Regions from separate parts of the Mus musculus genome. Here region 1 is linked to region 2. A link is a contact called in ENCODE POLR2A ChIA-PET data. All regions are on one chromosome and are shown on one strand. The core of a region is the stretch at or near the end of the contact, and the rest is flanking DNA. Distances in the headings are between cores, read along the strand shown.

The links. ChIA-PET counts read pairs that join two places held with the same protein, here RNA polymerase II (POLR2A).
Region 1: POLR2A ChIA-PET joins it to region 2 with 16 read pairs in embryonic stem cell. The contact joins the promoter of Des here to the promoter of Dnpep in region 2. POLR2A ChIA-PET finds 5 or more read pairs at or near these places in 4 of 5 experiments (Patski and embryonic stem cell).

Annotation. Positions count from the first base shown.
Region 1 is chr1:75,358,647-75,362,189 of GRCm38, forward strand. It overlaps Des (desmin), which reads left to right and starts at 1,646. Exons shown (of 9, transcript NM_010043.2): 1 at 1,646-2,346; 2 at 3,512-3,543. The coding sequence starts at 1,772. RefSeq lists cis regulatory regions at 1-2,294, 1-1,757, 710-1,878, 1,153-1,319, an enhancer at 709-1,108, silencers at 1,108-1,153, 1,320-1,607 and a promoter at 1,608-1,688.
Region 2 is chr1:75,315,410-75,318,700 of GRCm38, forward strand. Dnpep (aspartyl aminopeptidase) reads right to left here and starts at 1,608. Exons shown (of 15, transcript NM_016878.4): 1 at 1,482-1,608; 2 at 1,301-1,394; 3 at 1,132-1,220; 4 at 921-1,034; 5 at 536-661; 6 at 210-340; 7 at 1-11. The coding sequence starts at 1,394.

The DNA of each region.
Region 1 (3,543 bases), core at 396-2,895, 43 kb after region 2:
CTCTCTTCTTTCTCTTTCCTCCTCTCCCCACCCATGAAACTCCCCTGGCCTCCATCCTTGGGGTCAGTGAACTCGCCTGAGAGCAGCTCCCCAACAAACCTGCCTTTAAAATCATCTAATCTGGCTTGAATTGGCTCATTTCTATGGCAGAGAAAGAGCCAATCACCTAGACCCTGTAGTCAGGCTACCTCACTATGCTACGCTACGCAAATGGCATTTATGTGGCCCCTGCTTCACGATGCTATCGGAGAACTGGGGAGTCACAGGCGTGGTGTTCCCAGCAGGGATCAGTACATATAAGGCATTATTGTTATTGTTGGTGTATGCTTTATTGTCTCCCTGGCCTGTTCAAAGGCTCATTGCACAGTCATGCGAAGCTGTTTGGCCCCCACTCTATGACTAAGGACCCTGAGAGGTAGGGAGGACAAGGACATGCCTTTTGGCACCGCTTTCTCTCTGACCAGCCCTGGGTAGGACTACGGCTCCTAATCCAGGGCTCCATTTCCAAGGTTGAGCTATGGACCCCTAATCTAGTACTCTATCTCCAGGGTTTGTGTTCTAGGAGGGTCAGGGCTCAGTGAAGAGCTGCAGCAAGGTGCACAGAGAAATGTAGATGCCCTTAGGGGTCGGTGTGCGCCTTGTGCTTCAGGGAAGAGAGAGGCGAACACACCCCAGGCCTTCATCTCTGTTGGGGTCCTGGAGTGACTGAAGCTTGTCGCTGTCAGCCTTCCTTGACACCTCTGTCTCCTCAGGTGCCTGGCTCCCAGTCCCCAGAACGCCTCTCCTGTACCTTGCTTCCTAGCTGGGCCTTTCCTTCTCCTCTATAAATACCAGCTCTGGTATTTCGCCTTGGCAGCTGTTGCTGCTAGGGAGACGGCTGGCTTGACATGCATCTCCTGACAAAACACAAACCCGTGGTGTGAGTGGGTGTGGGCGGTGTGAGTAGGGGGATGAATCAGAGAGGGGGCGAGGGAGACAGGGGCGCAGGAGTCAGGCAAAGGCGATGCGGGGGTGCGACTACACGCAGTTGGAAACAGTCGTCAGAAGATTCTGGAAACTATCTTGCTGGCTATAAACTTGAGGGAAGCAGAAGGCCAACATTCCTCCCAAGGGAAACTGAGGCTCAGAGTTAAAACCCAGGTATCAGTGATATGCATGTGCCCCGGCCAGGGTCACTCTCTGACTAACCGGTACCTACCCTACAGGCCTACCTAGAGACTCTTTTGAAAGGATGGTAGAGACCTGTCCGGGCTTTGCCCACAGTCGTTGGAAACCTCAGCATTTTCTAGGCAACTTGTGCGAATAAAACACTTCGGGGGTCCTTCTTGTTCATTCCAATAACCTAAAACCTCTCCTCGGAGAAAATAGGGGGCCTCAAACAAACGAAATTCTCTAGCCCGCTTTCCCCAGGATAAGGCAGGCATCCAAATGGAAAAAAAGGGGCCGGCCGGGGGTCTCCTGTCAGCTCCTTGCCCTGTGAAACCCAGCAGGCCTGCCTGTCTTCTGTCCTCTTGGGGCTGTCCAGGGGCGCAGGCCTCTTGCGGGGGAGCTGGCCTCCCCGCCCCCTCGCCTGTGGCCGCCCTTTTCCTGGCAGGACAGAGGGATCCTGCAGCTGTCAGGGGAGGGGCGCCGGGGGGTGATGTCAGGAGGGCTACAAATAGTGCAGACAGCTAAGGGGCTCCGTCACCCATCTTCACATCCACTCCAGCCGGCTGCCCGCCCGCTGCCTCCTCTGTGCGTCCGCCCAGCCAGCCTCGTCCACGCCGCCACCATGAGCCAGGCCTACTCGTCCAGCCAGCGCGTGTCCTCCTACCGCCGCACCTTCGGCGGCGCCCCGGGCTTCTCTCTGGGCTCCCCGCTGAGCTCTCCCGTGTTCCCTCGAGCAGGCTTCGGTACCAAGGGCTCCTCGAGTTCAATGACATCCCGCGTGTACCAGGTGTCGCGCACGTCGGGCGGGGCTGGAGGCTTGGGGTCGCTGCGGTCTAGCCGGCTGGGGACCACCCGAGCGCCATCCTATGGCGCGGGCGAGCTGCTGGACTTCTCCCTGGCCGACGCTGTGAACCAGGAGTTCCTGGCCACGCGCACCAACGAGAAGGTGGAGCTGCAAGAGCTCAATGACCGCTTCGCCAACTACATCGAGAAGGTGCGCTTCTTGGAGCAGCAGAACGCCGCGCTCGCCGCCGAGGTCAACCGGCTCAAGGGCCGCGAACCGACTCGGGTCGCCGAGCTCTACGAGGAGGAGATGCGCGAGCTGCGGCGCCAGGTGGAGGTGCTCACCAACCAGCGCGCCCGGGTCGACGTGGAGCGTGACAACCTGATAGACGACCTGCAGAGGCTCAAGGCCAAGTGAGGGCCTCCCAGATCTTTCCCCTCACCCCCGTCCCCAGCAGCCCCCCTCCCCCTCGCCTGAGACCCTCCCTCCTCAGCCCATGTTTGGAAAAGGTCATTCCCCGGTGTTCGCTAAGTAGAGATCTTTCCTGGCCCCTTCTATGTAACACTGGAGTAGTAGTCTTGGGAAGGTAGACAGAAGAAATGGGGGAAATGGGGGAAATGGGGGAACCTTGCCTAGTGCACGGTGGGCAGCTGCCTGTGAAAGGATGCTAAGTTGCTAGAGTGATGATGACCATAGTCAAGGAAAGGGTCAGAGCACGTTCTGAGGGAGAAGCGAGGCTGATGAGAGCCTGGAAGGATGGATGGGCTGGGAAGAGCAGGAGGGAAGCCAGGCAGTAGTTTTAAGCTTAGCTGTGATGAGGCCCAAGGGAGGGGCGGGGATGGGGGTGGGGTGGGGGCTAGGCCCCTGGGCCTAGCTGAGGTAATGTTATTGCACTTGGTAAATGGACAGGTTTGAGTAAAGGGGACAGTGGATAAAGGCTGTGACCCATTCCACCACGATCCAGTAAAAGAGGCTGAATAATCCGGATATGGGGGCACCCCCTGTAATTCCAGCACTAGGGAGGATGATACAGAACTGCCATGAGTTCTAGGCAAGCCTAGGATACGGAGCAAATACAAGGCCAACCGGGCCTACTTAGCAAGATTTGTTTTAGAAAATTAAAAAAGTTTATTTAAACAAACAAACAAACAAAAACAGAAAAGACTCCGTACATCATGACGGTCCTGTTTCTGTTTACCCAGATGAGCAGTGTCACCTTCTTGCCACCAAAGTCACAGACATTTATTTAGCTCCTACATGGGTCAGGCTAAGCCTGGGAACACAGAGGTGGATAAAATAAAACAGAGTTCCTAACCCCGGGGAGGTCAGACTATCTGGGACACAAGACTTCAAGGGAGTGGCTCCAGGGTTGAGACAGAGCCACTTCCTGCTCCACCCCCCCGTAGGCGGGGCTTCTGCTGCTTTTTTTTTTTTTCCCCCTGGGCCTCTTGTTCTACCCAACCACCAAGACATGTCCCTGTGTCCTGAGCTGGCTCCCTGATAGGTCCCCAGTCAGTAGTTCTCTACAGCTGGCTTTGTCCCTCACTATTTGTCTGTCTGTTTGTCTGCCCTGGCTAGACTACAGGAGGAAATCCAACTAAGAGAAGAAG
Region 2 (3,291 bases), core at 358-2,857:
GAATAGGGACTCTGTGGGGAAATGGGTTGAGAGAAGGGAGAGGGACAGCCATGAACTTCTAGTCCTCCGACTGATTCCCAGCGCACTCCCCAAATGGATAGAACTGGTTTCCAAACGTGGAACTTGACCACTAAGGGGTGGTCCTCTGTTCCCCAGTGCCATATCCCACCCTCACAGCCATCACAACCCTGGCTCGAATGTGGACTCACAGGTGGATCTCTGTGTTGGGCCCAAAGTTCTCATTGATATTTCGCTGCAGATGGATGGCCAGATGTGGGATGCGCAGGATGGGCCGTTCTATATGGACGAGCCTCTGCTCCAGCCGGCCTGAGGTAGGGCACTGTGGCCAACCGGCCAGGTCAGAACTGGGCACCTCCCAAATCCAGCTGATAAAATCCCTTACTAAACCCAGAATAATCATGTCCCCTCTTCCCCACGAGGACTCTTCACTGGTACACTTAAGAAATGGGAAGACATTCAAGCTTCAGGCTGCCGGAAGTGAGAGCCTCCCCAGTTCCTAGCCCCTCGATACCACCTTGATAATGACGCGTCCAGCCAAGGTCAGGTCCCGGTCGAACCATGTGCTCCAGATCCCACCGCCGTAGGTCTCAACACCGACCTGGTGGTAGCCCACCTGGCTTCGGCGCGATTTGCGTTTCACCTGAGCGTAAGAATGAGAAAAAAGGGAATGTCTGAAAGACAACATCTGGAAGGGAGACTCAGGCAGTAAGTTATACAGAGCAGATAGCACATCAGTTGACAGCTGAAAGTGTATGTGGGGAACATGAGAGCATGGGGCGGGTCTACCTTCTTCCCGGGACCTTGGGATAGGGCCTTGCAAACTCTACCTCCAGGATCTCTTCTTCCCAACCGCCCCCCCCCACACCTCCCTTCAGTCCAAACAAGTCCTAACTTCTTACCCTGAGACAGGGACTGTCCGTGTGGGCCCCAATGAGGCTGAAGCCATTGCCAGGAACATACTGGCCCCCCACAGCAAAAGCAATGATGGAGGAGGAGTTTCTGGTTAAGAAGTACTGGGGGAGAGAGTTGAAAGACAGGGGCGTGAGTTGCTTTATGATCCGGGACACAGGCCTTTGCAATAGTGTCTGCCCCCACGCTATCCCTTAGTACCTTGTTTTCTGGTACGATATCCCAGCCCTCTGTTTCCTTGAGTTCACGGAAGCCAGCCTGGAGGAGGCGGCTGCGGCACTCAGCCACGACTGTAGGAAAAGGGCTCTCTCAGCGATGGAAGTTGGTCAAGTCACTCCCACTCCTAGCCTCCCTAACCCTGGTCACCTACCGTGGAAAGGAGAGGGACTCCGGTTCACGAACTTCAGGAGCTCTCGGGCTGTGGCCTGGATGGCCTCTTTCCGAGCCCTGCCGTTCATAGCCATCTACAGGGAGAAGTGGAGAGTTCAGGTGGCTGCCGGGTCTAGGATCCCTCTTTCAGCCCCCTAGAAATGAGAGCCCCAAGGCTCAACCTCTGCTTCCGAGGACTTCACTGGCGACAGATGTGGATTCCTAGCTCGATCGCTCTCGGCTCAAAGGTTCAGTCCCAGGGCAAGAGGACCTCCACCCAGTTTTGTCCCTGGAGTACAGGATCGGAAAGGCCCGCCCCCTAATCAGATAATCCACGCCCCGCCCAGCTAGGAAATCCCGCCTCCAAGAGGACCTCAAAGCTGGAAAGGCCACTAGCCGGCGCGCCACCGTGTCCGGAATCAAAGCACCACTACACCTGTCCCTTAGCCCCGTCAGTCACTAGACAGCCCTTCCGGCTCCGGGAAGGTCAGGCCACCTCGGAGGGTTTCAGTTTTACTTTGAAACCGGAGTACGCCCGTGTCAGCGCCGCCTTAAGCTTAGCTCCGAAAGGGCGCGCGGCCTGCCACCGAGCCGAAGTGGAGGCGGGACCGGCAACAGCAACACACCTGCATAGCCCCACCGCACTCCGCTCCAGGAGCCGGACTCCGGCCCGCCCCTGACGCTCCGCTCCTCCCTCCCGGATCAGGCCTCGCCTTCGCCGAGCTGTGGGCTCCGCCTCTCGTCAGGCCGCACCGGGACTCCGCCTCTACCAGGCCTCGCCCCGCCCCCGCTGCTCCGCGAGCTCCGCCCCTGTCAGGCCTCGGTCGGGTTCCGCCCCCTCCCGCTACTCGCTCAGCTCCCGTCAGGCCTGGTTCCAAACACGCTGACTGCTCTGTGCCAGTCAGGCCGCGTCCCGCCCTCACTACTCCGAGAGCTCCGCCCCTGTCAGGACGCGTTCCGGTTCCGCTCCCGCCTCACCGACCCGCCTTCCTCCAATCAGGCTGCGTTCTAACCACGTGGACTAGTCAGCTCCAGTCACACCGCGCCCCGCCCCACTGTTCCACTAGCTTTGCCCCGTTAGGAGCCACGTCTCATGACCCGCCCTCATTGCGCCACTAGCTCCGCCCCGTCACGCCTACTCTCCAGACCTTGTCTCCGCTGTCCGGGCTTCCTTGGCAGGCCCCGCCCCTGATGCCTCTCTCGCCCCGCCTCCATCAAGTCGAGTCCTCCAGGCGTTGACCCCCCCCCCTCCGCCCTTTCCTTTGTCAGCGGCCTCGAAGCCGCTGCGAGGCGTTCCGCTCCTGGAGCACCCTCAGGCAGGACGGCCCACCGCGGCGGCGGCAGCGCGCTCTAGCGCCCCGGTGGTGTTAGCACAGCCGCTGACTTCCATGAGTTTATGTTATGATAAACGTTATCGTATGTAATTCTCACAATTTTACTGTCAGCATTTTGTAGACAACGGAATTATGAGAGTAATCTGTCTCTAGTTACAAATGGATGGCACAGCTGGGCTTATGACTCCATAAATTAGTGTGCAGAGCCTAGAACAACTGCAAGAGACTTTCGTAGGCTTTTTTCTATCCTCTTTGGTTAAATGTTATGCTACTTAGTAGGTCTCAGAGGAACACAGAAGTCAGTGACCTTTTCAACACAGCTGTTTGGGTGGCCCTGAGGTTTGATTCTGATACTCATGATTTTTTTTTTCTTTCAGACAGGATTTCAGTTTTGTTCAGGCTTTTCCAGAGCTCACTATGTAGCCCAGGCTGGCCTCAAATCCATGGCAATCCTGCCTCAGTCTTGCAATTGTTGGAGATACAGGCATGAGCCGCCCCTACTGGCTCTTTCTACTCCTTAAAGCAGTTGAGGGGGGCAATTCCAATATTATGTTTCCATGTCAAGAATGTTGAATAGCAATCTTAAAACTCATCCATACATCGATGGATCAGGACTCTTGTGGCTTTGAGGTTCAAAACAGAGTCGACCTACCATGAG